Linked DNA regions of Homo sapiens: regions 2 and 3 are each linked to region 1. Evidence: chromatin contacts called from ENCODE Hi-C or POLR2A ChIA-PET data. All regions are on one chromosome and are shown on one strand. The core of a region is the stretch at or near the end of the contact, and the rest is flanking DNA. Distances in the headings are between cores, read along the strand shown.

Region 1 (5,017 bases), core at 1,198-3,697:
CCGGAATTCTAACCAAGCCCTACTGAATCAGAATCTTTGGGATAAGGCCAAGAAGTATGCATTTTCTAAGAGCTTTCTTGGTTCTGAGTGGCTAGGTTTGGAAACCATTGATCAGAACTTAACCAGAATGCCTCTCAATCCTGGAGCATTTAAACAATACAGACACCAGGGTTCCACATGATACCTATTGGACAGAATCTCTGAAAGTGGTCATCTTTGACATAATCATAGGCTTGACTTTACAGCAAACCTGAGACTAGGCTGGAAAGGATTATTATATCTGATTTTTGGTTGAGTTTGAGGACTAAGTAATCTTAAGCAGTCTGCTTATATTCGATAAATGTGGCATATTTGATTATTTGTCCAAATTATTTGTTGCCCTTCCTTACTATACCCTCTCTGGAGCCCCTTCCATTTCGAGGAGTATACTTACTCTCCCATTGACCTCGGCTTAGCCTTGTAACTTGCTTTGACTGATGAATGTGAGTGGAAGAGGCCTGTGTCATTTCTAAGCAGAAACTTCAAGAGTCATCTCATCTGTCAATTAATTTTTTTCCCTCTGCCATCAGAATAGCATGTCCTTATTAGTAGCTACTTCTTCAGCCTGAATCCCAGAAGGAAGAATTATTAGAATAGAGATGCAGCCAAACTTCAATGGTCATTAACGTGAGCATGAAATAGATCCGGGTTGTTTTCGCCCTTGAGATTTTGGGATGACTAACGCTCCTAATGGCCCCCTGCCCACCGACAATGGAAGAGTGAGAATTAGAGGCAGGTTTCCTGTCCATCTTTCCCCCACCCTCCTGTGGTTTCTGTTACAATACTGAGAAGGAGAGGAAGAAGGTTGAATTTGTCTTAAGTGGGGAGAGGATTATTTGCTCCCACATCAGAGCTGAAACTGGGAGAAGGTGTGTTTTTTATCTACTCACTTAGAATTTAGAATGGAGATCTCAAATTTCTTCCAGCCCAGGAATTCTATTATTCTGTATTCCCAAAGTAACATCACTGTCCATTTTTGCTACCTATACCAGTCCTATTTGTGGAGTTATGTAATTGAAGCCTGTCTTTGGCATTAATCTGTGGGATTGGCTGTGAAATAAACCATTGTATATAATAATACTTAATATAAGAAAAATGTTTGCTACATTCCAAATAATAAGCAAAAAAGTAAACTTTTGAAACAAGCTCTTCCTTTACCTTAGGTTCAGGTAAAGCTTAGAAGGCCAAGATGATGTTTTCTAAGGAAACATTTTATAAGGGTGATTGTGGATTCCCGTGCTGCCCACAGGGAGGCCACACAAATCAGGACTTCACAATATTTTCTTGCGATAATTTGTTTACATATTTATTCCTAGGCCTGTTTTCTCCCTCCACAAAGCCAGGTTCCTTGAGTTAAAAGGGTTACTTTTTCAACTGCTATATATAACAATAATTATAGTCTGCTCCAGTTCTTCTACACCCTTCATTATTATTCAGATTTTGAGGTCTATGGCAGATTAGAATTCCTGGGTCATTTTCAGAGATTTGAGATATTTTCCTCAACCTCATTATTTTCCAGCATAAACATCTGAAATCAGAAGCAACGAGGTAATTTAAATGAAGATCAGAATGAGTTATTGACAATTTCAGATAAAAAAACAGGTTTTTGGTTTTAAAAAATATCAAATTGGAAAGAGGAGGACAATTATTTCCAGTAAAATGTAAAACCATAGGAATAGCTATTATTTATGGGCTACCTACTCCAGGCCGAAATCTTACTATATAGGATTGTATCGAATCCTCCCCAAAGCTGCCCGGTAGGCTGTATATATGTCGCCTTCAATGTTTGGGATGCGAAGATGGCGCCCCAGAGACGTCAGTCTGTCATAACGATCACGTGACTTTATGGGAAGACCTGGCATCCGATCCCAAGTCCCTCAGAAGCCAAAGCCCACAGACTTCCTCTACGCCACACTGACTTTCTCTCATTTGGCTTTCAAGTGCGTTTCTACTCTGGTTATCATATTTATCATCTCAAGTTTCCTACTCAATTACATACTTTCTTTCCAAAATAAATATTTATCCACATAAACCTCTATCTTCACAGGAAGCAGAAAGTTGAAAATCGCATAATCTCCATGAAAATTTCTGGTGATCTTCCTACGGGAAAGGGAAGTTGCGGTTTGCAAGGAGCACAGGCAGGGACCTCTTACCAGTAGTTTGTGGGTCGTTGGACCACAGGAGGATGGGGGAAGCATTTGGGCAGCCAGAACACATAAATCCATATTTGAAATACCTTCATAAGCAGTGTAGTTGGTGGGAATAACTTGGGTTCATTAATTATTCTGTAATATTCTCTTTCTGAATGCCTTGTCCGATTATTAAAGTCAGAAGAAGCTATGCAACCTGTCAGCCACTAGATGTCATTGTTGCTCATGAAATAGAATGGCTCATTCTACAGTGTTTATGTGTAGATCCTTGAATGACTGCTGTCCTCTTCCCTGAAGTTTACCCTTCAACTAAGAGCTATGAGTAATATAGAACATGTGGCTTCTGATAAGAAAAAACTTGTGTCCTTGATAGAAGCACGATAAACCTATCTAAACAGTTACAGAATATCACAAGAGTGTGCATTCATTTATGACCACTTACAAATATGAAGAACAGAGGTAACAAGAGCTCTCAGATCCAGAGAGAGAAATAAATGTAAACTGCACTGGCTGTGGAAGCTTCTAGAGATGTGGGACTCAGGTGCTGTTCTAATGGATGATTAAGACTAGGGTAGGAAGAAAGCAAGATCATTTCAAGAAGGAGGCATGCCATGAGCATTTGTGTGATGGTGGGAAAAAATACTCAATTTGGGTGAAGTAGAAGATTCATTCTGGGAAGAGTAGAGCTGCTGGTGAGGGTGACAGATGGTATAGGAACAGAAAAAACAGAGGAGTGCTTGAATTTACCTTCCATCCTGAATTTGCCTCTGAAAGTTTCTGAGGAGAGTGATGTGATGCAAATTGCACTTTAGGAAGATGAAGTGTCAGCGGTGTATAGATCCAGGAGAAAGGAAGAGTCGTATTAGGGAGAACACATACACTACAGAAAGTGGACAGCCGCTACAGTGTCCAGGTAACAAACTATAGCAGAAGACCAGTAAGGTGAACACAAAAAAATGACTGGGCTACCCTGACATGGCTATCTCTCGTTGAGGAAGACATGCTCCTGAATGGAAGGAATTAAAATATCTGGAGACTTAAACCTTGTGAATGGCCCTTCATTGTTCTCAGGACAAGGGCCCCCCAGGTCATCTAGGGCCACAGGTCCAAGCATCCTGGTGCTATGCCATTTTCTTCTTTCAGTTCCCTGAACTCATCACGCGCCTCCTGCTTCAGGCTCTCGCCTGAGTTGTTCTCTGTCTCCATCCCCTCTTCCTCCCCCTTTTCTCCCCTTACTTGTCTCTCTGTGTGCATCAGTTTCTTTACAATACACTCTCATAGAACCAGGAGCTTCTGCATCACAGCATTTATCCCTTTTCATTTATATTTCATACTTATGTAATTGCGTAACATCTGTCACTCCTTCTAGAATGTAAATTCTGTGGTAAAAGGGCTTATGTCCTCATATGCTCTCCATCATGTCTATTCTCATCACTGTGGGAGACAGAGAAGAATCAATTGCTTCTCTGTTGGGTCTCTGATGAGCCCACAGAGGGGAGAGGCGGTGACTAAGAAGCTGAGGATTTAGAATTAATGACTGTAGAAGAGATGGTTCTAATCATTTTAGTGTCCCTCCAAGTTGCCAGGGTGTAGCAACTTTACAGTTCATTGACATGACCTGCAGTATGGAGCCGTTTGCATTTTGGGCCTTGTAAGATGTAGCATTTTACAATCTGTTACAATTAAATGGCATGGAGCTATGATTGTTGGACGTGGAAATGAAGTAAAAGATTCAAGTCATTTTGAAGATATTTCCACAAATAATAAGGACCTTTACTGAAACGGCTCTGCAAAATCATTAGAAAGTTTTCGTCAAGATTTATTAACACTGCCTTTAGTAAAAGAGGTCCCTGTGGTGGCTGGGACAAATAGCTTGAAATGGTCTTTCAATTGCAAGAATACATTCAAGGCCTTCTGACACAATTTCTAGATTAGTCTTTGTTACAGAAAGTTTATGAATGGTTATTTGCCATGTGGCCAAGAAAACACAACAAGCATTTTGTGCAGTGATGACAGTATTTCCTGTGCTTAGCCTACTGTATGGATAACTCATGCTGATGCCTGGCATATGACTTAAATTCTTTTCTTGGCTTTTAGCTAGTAACCCCCTCTTAGTAAGCAATGAGTCAATCAATGATCTCATGCAGCTAATAGTGTGATTATATCGAGAAAGACACAGTAGCTATGGAAAGTGGCTCTATTTGCTTTTTATATTGTTCTTTTATGTTTAGAGTTATACTATATTGTATATTTGAAAAATGATCACAGCCATATTTCCAGGTCTACATGCTTTTCCAAAACACTGCTATGCCCTCTCGGGATTGAAGGCTTTTCTCTTATCCTTGAAATTGGGTGCATTTTGCAGCTGTTTCAACAAATTGAATATGGTGGAAGTGATACTGCCTAACTTACAAGGCTAAGTCAAAAATGTGTTATGAATGTATTGTACATTTCAAAATAGTTAGAAATGAGGACCTCAAATGTTCTCAGTGCATAGAAATGATAAATGCTTGTGGGATGGATATCCTAAATACCCTGACTTAATCATTACACATTTTATTTGTGTAACAAAATATTGCATGCACCCTATAAATATGTACAAATCTTATGTATCAATAAAAATAAAATAAATTTTAAAATGTGTTATGGCTTCCACATGGTTTATATCTCTCGGGATGCTCATGTTTGCAACCCAGCCGACATGCTGTGAGAAAGCCCAGCCACATGAGCCATCCAGGACTGTGTAGGATTATCAGCCCACAGACCCAGCTTGGGTCTCAGCCTGCTGCCAATGTCAACTTACATGTAAATGAGCCTTCAGTTGATTC
Region 2 (5,017 bases), core at 1,867-4,366, 240 kb before region 1:
TAATAAGCGTAACAACCCTAGACTGAAATATATGTACACGCAATGTAGAATACTCCAGAAAAGTGGTTTCTTTCTCATAATGCTAAATTGTATTATAGTAATTACTTTTTTAGTTTTTTAATCATTCATTCCTGAGACATTGGTTTCATCTTTGCAAAATATAAAATTGTAAATAAATAAGAGTATTTGGATTTAAAAAGTGTTAATGAAAGAAGATAACAAAATTCTTTCAATATCATGGTTTTATCTTAATCAAACCAGCCACGTGTATTGAGGAAGCTGGCAGGAGCTGCTCTCAGTGTAAGACCCTACGATTTAAGGCCTTCTACCTATCATGAGATTAATCCCTTCGGTTAGTTTGTTTTGGTTTTTTGGGTTTTTTAGAACGAGAAAAAAAAGGACCACAGAGAACTTTCCAGATCAATGAGAGTTAACCCAGCTTTCAAATACAGGAAATATTGGCTGTAAGGATATCATGCAGTTTCCATCAGAGATCTTGAGACCCGCGGCTTAAAGGAATGTATTATTTTTCTAAATCCTGAATTTGAATCATGTAGTTACAAAGAGCAGTGTTAAGGGCTGAGCATGGCTGACCGTCCAGCATCTGCTTTTAATTCAGCTTTGCTGCACTCTACTTGTCACGACTAAATTTTATAGGAAGGAATTAAATGCTTTAGATCAGAGGTCAAAAGCTAAAGACCCACAGGCCAGATACAATGACAGACATATTTAATTTGGCCTGGATGTTTTTTAAAATTGAAATTAGTTGTCATCATTAAAGAAAAAAAACAATACTTCAAACTTCTCAAAAAAGAAAATCAGGAACACTTAATACTAAATTTGCATTCCCTTATGACATCACAGGACTAAAGTTGATTACGAACTGGCCCCTGAAGATAGGTCATGCACTTTCCAGTGAACCATACTCCTCACTCTTCTCTGCTGTCTTCCTCTAGAATTACACCATTTACATTCTCTACATGATGTTTGGAAGTACTAGATTTTTAGTTTTTTTGCAGCCAAAGCACTATTTAGAAATTCAGGGATTTGAAAAGTGACTAAAAGATTCATTTGTAAATATTTATAAATATCACAGTTCTACTCTATTTCAGGCTAGACTTCCCTGCTATATATCCTAGCACATATTTTGATATACCTTGCCTGCACTGCAAATTGAAACCCATTTTTATTTCTTTTTAAAGAAATAAAGCCATTTTTAAAAGCTGTCATATATTAAGAAGAAGAATAGAATTTCTAAGAAAAAATCAAACTAATGAAATTTTTTATGTAGAATCATATTTTGCGTTTGTTTTCCCAGTTGAAGAGAAAAAGGGGGTGGGGAAATATACTCTGAAACAACACAAAGCGCAAAATATTGATGCAGCAAAATTTGTTAAATTTTTTTCTATCACATAGCTATCGCTACTTAAGGGCCACTATCATCATCACAAAATCTAAAACAAAACACAGGAATTTGTCCACTTCTTGATATAGCACTGCCATTAATATAATTTCTGTGCTTACTAAAACTGTCCTACCAATACACAATATTTTTATGTAAAGGATAGTAAGAGTGCCAAAAGAGCACTCAAACTGGGGTAACCAGAAGACATGTGGATGCAAATTCTAGCTCTACCAGTTACTCTCAGCAGATTTTGGGCAAGTCAACTTACCTCCGTATACCAGTGACATGATACAGTTGAGACTCAATATTTAACATCCAACTAATTCTTAACCTTTAAGATTTTAAAATTTATTATTCTAAGAAACTTTCTCCCAATCTGACTTGTGTGTGACTCTCTCAGAGTTTTACACCTTTAAGGAACTGAATTTAGTTACTGATCTACTTCGACTTCCTCAAAAGAGAGCTCCCCATGTAAGATTTTAAAATTTATTATTCTAAGAAACTTTCTCCCAATCTGACTTGTGTGTGACTCTCTCAGAGTTTTACACCTTTAAGGAACTGAATTTAGTTACTGATCTACTTCGACTTCCTCAAAAGAGAGCTCCCCATGTAAGTTAGTGTTTGTATTAGAATGGGGCACAATAGTTTAAAGATATGGCATTGGGGAGCACAGCATTGGCATTAAAATAAAATAACATTAAGCTCTAATATGAGATTTGAAAAACACAGTCTGGGCAGAGGGTCCAGTGAATCTTAGCAGGAATAACCAGTCTTCAGCATTATCAGCTTAGTGCTGACTGAAGAGTCATTTGGCTACATGTGATTTTTACACATCTGTCAACTAAAGCAGAGCTCCAAATGAAAAATCTGGCACATAGAAACATTATGGGGATTTGTGAGTCCCCCTGGAGAATTTTGGGTCCATAAACCAATGAATAGATTACTATGACACACAAATGGAATATTTTCATCTGTGACAGACATAATCTCGCCCTGGTACTCTTTGTGTCATGTTGCAGAAAACTATACGCACTGTCCTCAGACCTGCTTTAGTTGCCCATGCTAAAAGATGAGTGACAACACTAAATATGGAAAACATTGGCCGGGCGCGGTGGCTCACGCCTGTAATCCCAGCATTTTGGGAGGCCGAGGCGGGCGGATCACGAGGTCAGGAGATCGAGACCATCCTGGCTAACACGGTGAAACCCTGTCTCTACTAAAAATACAAAAAATTAGCCGGGCGCGGTGGCGGGCGCCTGTAGTCCCAGCTGCTGGGGAGGCTGAGGCAGGAGAATGGCGTGAACCCGGGAGGCGGAGCTTGCAGTGAGCCGATATCGCGCTCCAGCCTGGGTGACGGAGCAAGACTCCGTCTCAAAAATTAATAAATAAATAAATAAATAAGTAAATAAAATAAAACATCTAAGGTTAAAGAACGGAACCACCCTTGGGAAGACCTAAATGCAATCTCTGTCAGTACCACTAACTGTGGCCTCTGAGTTAGCACACTAACTCCAGTCCTAATACAAGTACATTATAAATCACCTCAGCGGTCAAGACCTCATTCGTCGTCCTGCAAACCTGTGCCATAATAGGTTTTACTAGTACAAAAACTGAGGCTCACTGTGTTTGTAACTTACCTAAAGTCACATAGGTGATAAAGGTGTCCCTGAATCCAAATCCACATATTCTTTCCATTGAGACAGGCAGGTGGGAAGGCCTCCCTGGCAAAACTCCAACCGGCCAGTGCACTGGGAGGAGTGCGCACTGGGATCGAGCCACAGAAGTTCGCGCGTTTGCAGCGGGAGGAGCTTGGCCCCTCCTCTTCCTGGGTGGAACCTGGGATTCAATCTGTGAGGCGGGAAGCCCAGTGGCAGGAAGCACACTCTCTCGCTTTGCTAAGAGTCTCTGTTTCCCCTTTTCTTCCATTTCACCCAATAAACCCTGCCCTCCTCTCGCTTCAAATTGTCTGTGAGCCTAATTTTTCGTGGCCATGTGATAAGGAACCCTGTCTTTAGCTGAACTAAGCAAAAAGTCCCACAACACTATTATGCCATAAAATGTCTTTAATCTATAAAATTAGAAGATAGCAAGTCCTTATTGAGTCATGAATTTCATTTATTTATTCAAAAAATATGTTTATAACTTGAATGAGTCAAAACATGGGTATATAAAAAAGAGGAATTTACATGTCTCTAGAAGAAAAAGAAGAGATTGCAAGGGTAATATTTAGTGTCCTTTTGAAAGTACATTAGTGCCAGGCACTACATAAGTCTTCCTGAAGGTGGTAGTACAGGCAAAGCATGCACTCCAAGCTTTGGGAACAATTTTTAGAAAAATTTTTGAGGTCTTTATAAAAATTGTCAAGGAACTGTTAACATAATGACAGCAACATATACAAATGTCTGGAACACTATCATGTATTTTAAATCTATTTTTTGACACAGAGCTATTGGGAAATATTATGTCAGCCTTTCAAGAAGTATATAATTTTGAGATTGAATAAAATCAGGTTGTCTCCATGTTTACTTGAATTAATGAGATGTTTGATGTTGTCCACCTTCTCCCTTGTTGTCCAAACCCTAGTGAGTGCCCTGACTTGAAAGCCAAGTTCTCTGTCTGTAACCAAAGAGAAAAGCTCATCACCCTGGTTAGACAAAGTTCACAGCAGCCACAGCCTTCTGAAATGACACACTGCCTCCATCAGTGTTCCTTCTTGTGTTCTTTTTGTGAAGAGTGTGTTTGGAGTTACTACAGTTTTTGGTCATCAGTGAATGATGATATATCTTTAGAAAGTCTCTGTAAGGGTAACCAAGGTTCCCTGAAGATGTGTAAAGTCTCTGCACAAGTTTGAGCATTCTTAAGGAGCAAATTAATAGTATTTTGTATTTTTACATTTGTACAATGAGAAAACGTTCTATAGGTTTGATATTCTTTCCTGGAAATACTTCCACAGGAAAACAGTATATGGAAAACCCATTTTTAAGGCAAGTTTATGTTTTTACATTAAACAACAATTGAAAATAAAATATTTCCATTGGAATATTGGGATCTTGACTTTAGTCCGTTTGTCAATTTAACAATTAATGATAGAGCTTAGCAATGACATATAGCTAACAGCAAAGTACTTGTGGCAGTACCCTCCTCTTCCCCCTTCTCTCATGCTAAAGAATAAAATGACATATTTCCCAAGTTAATGGTCCCAGTTAGGGGCCAATTTTATTTTCAAATAGATACAGAATCACAAGAAGTTGCCAAAATAATACAAAGAAGTCCCATGTGTATTTCACCCATTTTCACCTTCAAAGATAACATCTTACATAACTAATACAATATCAAGACCAAGAAAATGACGTTGGTACAAGTACAGTCTTATTCAGATTTCACCAATGTTGACAGGTACTTGTGTGTATGTACATATGTGTGTGATTCAGACAATTTTATTACATGTAGATGTGATAAGGGTACAGATCTGTTTCATTACCACAAAGATCCCTAATAGTTCTATTTTATAGTTATACGCATCCATCTCCCTCCCAGAGACCATCTCTATCCTCTGGCAACAACTACTCCGTTCTCCATCTCTATAATTTTGTCATTTGGAGAATGTTATAG
Region 3 (5,017 bases), core at 1,123-3,622, 200 kb after region 1:
ATTATGTTCATTAGAACTAACTCCATCATTACATCGAAGGATTGCATTTCCAAATGATTTAAATAAATTACCATGCATAATTCTAAAAAACTTACTTGAGCTACTAATCTGAGAAAGTCAATGGTTTAAAATGTTGAATAAAACAAACTGGAAGTTACAGTGTTTAGATTAGAAGTCTTTGTGCAGATCTCAAATTGTTACTGAAAAATTTATTGGCACAAAACAGTAATGTCACCTTCATTTAATATATAACCTTTCATTTATATATCACTTATTTCTAGGGTGTGTCACAGACACCATTGTTCTTTATCATTAAAATATTAAAAATAAGGCCGGGCGCAGTGGCTCACGCCTGTAATCCCAGCACTTTGGGAGGCCGAGGTGGGTGGATCACGAGGTCAGGAGATTGAGACCATCCTGGCTAACACGGTGAAACCCCGTCTCTACTAAAAATACAAAAAAAAAAAAAATTAGCCCGGCGTGGTGGCGGGCACCTGTAGTCCCAGCTACTCGGGAGGCTGAGGCAAGAGAATGGCGTGAACCCGGGAGGCGGAGCTTGCAGTGACATGTCACTGCACTCCAGCCGGGTGACAGAGCGAGACTCTGTCACAAAAAAAAAATATATATATATATTAAATATAAAACATAGCAGTAACAGCTAACATTTATTCTATGATTGCCATGCATCAAGTACAAAGGTGAGTTTTTTTATATGAATCATTTGATACTTTCACAGATATACAGCAAGGTATTATTACTATCCTCACTTTTGATATCAGGAAACTGAGGCACAGAAAATTATAACAACTTGTCCGAGATCACACGCTTACTAAATAGTAAGCTGGGTAGCAGGCAACCTCTAATTTCAAAAAAAGCTAAGGTAGTGAGTGTCCAGATATACTCTGATGCTTCCACAGCTATCCAGGGGTCAAAGATTTGAATTCAAGTCTTCTAATTCATAGCATTTCTCATTTAATTCTTTTTTAGCATGGTGGTCACAATGTATCTGGCAACGTTTAAGATTAAGGAAGTCAGAACGAAAAAGGACAAAAGTAGCTATTCTTTGTGTATGTTTGGAGTCAAAGAAATCATACCAGTTTTCCTTGCAGGCTGTATAACAGGTGGGGCAGTGTTCACAGAAGCGGCCGATGCTCCTGGGATCGGTGCACTCACACCTTCCACACACACACGTGCCTCTTCCACTGCACACTTGGCCCTTTGAATTGACACAGTGCTGGGCTGCTGCTGAAGGGCACTGGCATCGATCACCTTCCCAGCCACTGAAGCATTGGCATCTGCCTGCTTCACACTCTCCATGCCCTGTGAGGAAGACACCGCAGGACCTATGTTATCTGGATCACTGACTTTGTAAAGAGTTTTCAACCATGGATTCCTGTATCATCTCCATGGAAACGCACTGACAGTCCAATGAATGGGAACAGCATCACTTTTTCATTGGTCTGACACAAACAGTGCTGGATTTAGGAGGGTCTGTTTTCAAAGCTGTTCTACTGTAGATAATCTCCCCATGCTAATGCACTCCGCTAACAAGCACGAAGGGCACCCCTGCTTCAGTGGCTGCCAGACTACTTGAATGTCATTGCATATTCCGTTTTACATTAAAAACACACATATCAAGAAACTGCAAAGGCCAAAGTAATGTTAACTGCCTGACTTGAAATTAGAAAAGATACAGGTATTTGATATGGCTTCCATCACCTATTCTCTCAGTCTTCTGATGTTGCTGAAGGCCTAGGATAACTTTGCAGGACTGTGAGGCAAACTTTTCTAGTGCTTCAGTACTGCTAGTGCCATGTTTAAAGATCAGGTCTCTTGAGAAGTTGAACAATTGCATTCACATCCTCAGTGCACTATTTAGTAAGTTAGCAGAGCAGATCCTCCTCTATACTGTGAGCAGTTCTTAGATGGTAAATGAAAAAAAGAAAGAAAGATGGTGTGTGTGGTGGGGGAACATTATGCATGTGGGGTGAAGAAAACATAGTTACACATAGTTAAATGGATTTTAGACAGTAAAAGTGTCCAAAACTTAATATGCCAATGTGCACTAGAAATCGTCAAAAGGGGGTACATTTCACATGATGATATAGGAATTCTGAAGCTTATCTAGCCACAAACCAACCTTCCTCTTTTCTCCCTCTCCCTTCCTTCCTCCTTCCTTCCCTCCCTTCCTTCCTTCTATCTCTCTCCCTTCCTTTCCTTTCTTAGCTCCCTCTCTCTCTTCTTTTATTGCTGAGCACCTCACAGGGTAATTGTTCCACAGATTCTACTGTAGGACCAGCTCAATTTGCTAAGTGTAAAACTAATGAGGTCCAGGCCAGACAAATGTCGGCCAAGCCCTCTGTGCTGTGCAGGCTTATGCTGACTCCCCGCCAGCAGGCCTGTGAACATGTGTTTTTATTCCCAAAGGAGACTAGTGGAGAAAGTACATGTCAGTTACAGTCTGCACTTACACAGAAACAATTCAAAGCAGATTCTCAACTGCTTGTGGGTCAGTAGTATCATACTCATATAGAAAAGCTAGTACATTCGATATTTCACTGCAAACAGAGACTGGGACAAATACTCAAATGTATTTGAAACCCTCTTGAGAGATTGACAGCTGTGGGACGTGACTTCAGAAAATTCTTTCTCTTCACTGTAAAATAATATTTTTCCTCCCTATAAAATACAGTAGACAACTGCTGCTTCATTCTAAAGTCATCTATAATCCATCCTACCCATGATGTCAGTTACAGTTGAATAAATGTTTGTATATTAAGATATTCTATGTATGTTACAGAATAAAAAGACAATTTTCCATTGCACATTTAGGTGATACAGGCCAAATTTTCAGCTGAGACTACATTATAGCATTTATTTTTTATAGGTTTGTTACGTCCCATATGCTTATGATGACGTTTCCATTCGTCAATAATTTAACAAATATTTATTTACTAAAATGCAAATACTAAAAAGATGTTTTTCTCAATGAGTAAATTTAGCACATTGTCACAGGAAAATTATCACAGAACTCAGATGACAGGTAGTTTATTTAATTCATTTAAAAACAGTATTTTGTTTTAGTTTGCTAATGTTGATTAGATTTTCTGGAATCTAACCTGTAGGTGGCAGTAAATTGAATGGCCCAAGAGTGATCTTCGTATTTTTATTTTAATTTATTTCATGTTTAAAATTTGGTCTGTGTGTGGCCTCAAGGACGAATCTTTTAGATTACTTAGTAAGGCAGTATTTTCTTGAAGAATGCTGTCCTTTGGCAGTTTTGTTGCTGGTGGTGGCCCAAAATAAACTGGAGAGGCTTAAATTACTGCCAGCTTAGAATACCATTTATAATAATGCATTAAGGATTTTCATATGAATGAAAAGTATACTCTTATAGCTCACTCCCCATCATCCTGACAGAAATAAAATCCTCTGAGCAAGTTGGAGGGAGTGACCATTTACCAGAATGAATCAGATCCTTCTAGAAGAATACTCTGATTCTTCTGGAAAATGTGTCAGATATCATCAGCATTTCCTTTTCTGGTATATTTCTTTCCAAGATCAAGGAAAGCATGAGAATAACAATTAATTTTAGGTTTTTATTTTGAAGCATTTCCTGTATAAAATAGGTTAAGATATAAATATCAAAATCACGTACTATAAATCTGTTGCCATGCCCTAATTTCATGGACTTTGAAACTTTGAATAACAAATTCAGATTCAGTTTTGCTAATTTATAAACATGTGATTTAAAGACACTTTAACATCTATGCTGGTGTAATAGTGACAAGTAAAAGCTGCCTGTATATATTTATACTCACCAGCACACAGATTTCCATGGTGATATGGACAAGAAAAGTCATCCTTTTCACAGTATTTTCCATACACTTTTCCAAGCTTAATTTTGTGACATGAACATTTCCCACAAACACAAACTCCTCGACCACTGCAAACAGGCTGATCCTTGTGTGACTTGCAACTCTCAGAAGAAAACTGATCTTCATCAAAATGACATTTATTCTCATCACACTGGAAACACTTGGAATCTAGAAAAGTTTCATCTACACACTTTCCTTTAGGTCCTCTGTTGTCCTCACACTGACAGCTGCAGTTTCTGTGTATATGAATTTTAGCGGTTTCATTAAAACCAATAGGTTTGATTATTGCATAGTTTTTTCCTCCTGTGACATCACATTTTTTCATTGTAACTGTTACATTGAAAAGAACCTAAATTTAGGAGGAAAAAGGAAATATATTTATATACCTTAATTATTTTTATTACCAATATTATATCTGTTAATAACTGAATTGATAAGAAACCATCTTAGAGAAATTAACGATATTTGTAAAAGAAACACATGTAATCTCTTTCATATATATGCAACATCTCTTTTTAAAGTCATTTATTTTCCAATGAATGAACTTGAGGGTTAAAGAATATAATAACTACTAATCCCTATATTGCACCATTAAATAGACTTGAGTGCAAGCCTATCTGAAGCATCTACCCCATCACTGATGATTAATTTCTTAGCAAACATGAGAAAGAATAGGCCATTTTCTAAACTCAGCCATTAAAATGTGGGGTATTGAATATTTGACACTAGAGATAGATCACATAAACCAAAGTAAAGGGCTTCTGCTCTACTGGTTTAAAACCCTGAGATGAGGCCTGGCGTGGTGGCTCACACCTGTAATCCCAGCACTTTGGGAGGCTTAGGCGGTTGGATCACTTGAGGTCAGGAGTTCGAGATCAGCCTAGCCAACATGGTGAAACCCTATCTCTACTAAAAATTCAAAAATTAGCTGAGCATGGTGGCGCGCACCTGTAGTCTCAGCTACTTGGGAGGGAGGCTGAGGCAGGAGAATTGCTTGAACCCGGAAGACAGAGGTTGCAGTGAGCCGAGATTGCACCACTGCACTACAGCTTGAGTGACACAGCGAGACTCTATCTCAAAAATAAATAAATAAATAAAAATCAAAACCCTGAGATAAGATGTTCAAATGAACAGTTTTA

What was found. A loop is a pair of places that touch in the nucleus more often than their neighbours do. ChIA-PET counts read pairs that join two places held with the same protein, here RNA polymerase II (POLR2A). Pooled maps may share reads with other maps.
Region 2: a map of MCF 10A shows a loop between it and region 1 (8-fold over the local background). The contact joins the promoter of LINC01162 here to the enhancer-like site in region 1. A Hi-C loop is called at or near these places in 1 of 168 maps with a recorded cell type or tissue (MCF 10A) and 4 of 50 pooled maps. POLR2A ChIA-PET finds 5 or more read pairs at or near these places in 1 of 52 experiments (activated T-cell).
Region 3: a loop to region 1 is called in a map of endothelial cell of umbilical vein, with 5 times the contacts of the local background. The contact joins two enhancer-like sites. A Hi-C loop is called at or near these places in 6 of 168 maps with a recorded cell type or tissue (Calu3, MCF 10A, PC-3 and 3 more), 1 of 37 single-sample maps with no recorded cell type and 8 of 50 pooled maps. POLR2A ChIA-PET finds 5 or more read pairs at or near these places in 3 of 52 experiments (PC-9, WTC11 and activated CD4-positive, alpha-beta T cell).

The regions. Positions count from the first base shown.
Region 1 is chr7:20,596,106-20,601,122 of GRCh38, reverse strand. No RefSeq gene overlaps it. Among named protein-coding and RNA genes, the nearest start is that of ABCB5, 17 kb to the left of the region's middle. Within about 2 kb of position 2,447, at least 2 of the 41 ENCODE cell types and tissues checked have a DNase peak (open chromatin) inside an H3K27ac peak, as active enhancers do.
Region 2 is chr7:20,833,530-20,838,546 of GRCh38, reverse strand. LINC01162 (long intergenic non-protein coding RNA 1162) reads right to left here and starts at 3,116. Exons shown (of 6, transcript NR_126381.1): 1 at 3,043-3,116. RefSeq lists an enhancer at 3,182-3,682.
Region 3 is chr7:20,400,931-20,405,947 of GRCh38, reverse strand. It overlaps ITGB8 (integrin subunit beta 8), which reads right to left. Exons shown (of 14, transcript NM_002214.3): 10 at 3,822-4,227; 11 at 1,095-1,320. Among named protein-coding and RNA genes, the nearest start is that of ITGB8-AS1, 72 kb to the right of the region's middle. Within about 2 kb of position 2,372, at least 3 of the 41 ENCODE cell types and tissues checked have a DNase peak (open chromatin) inside an H3K27ac peak, as active enhancers do.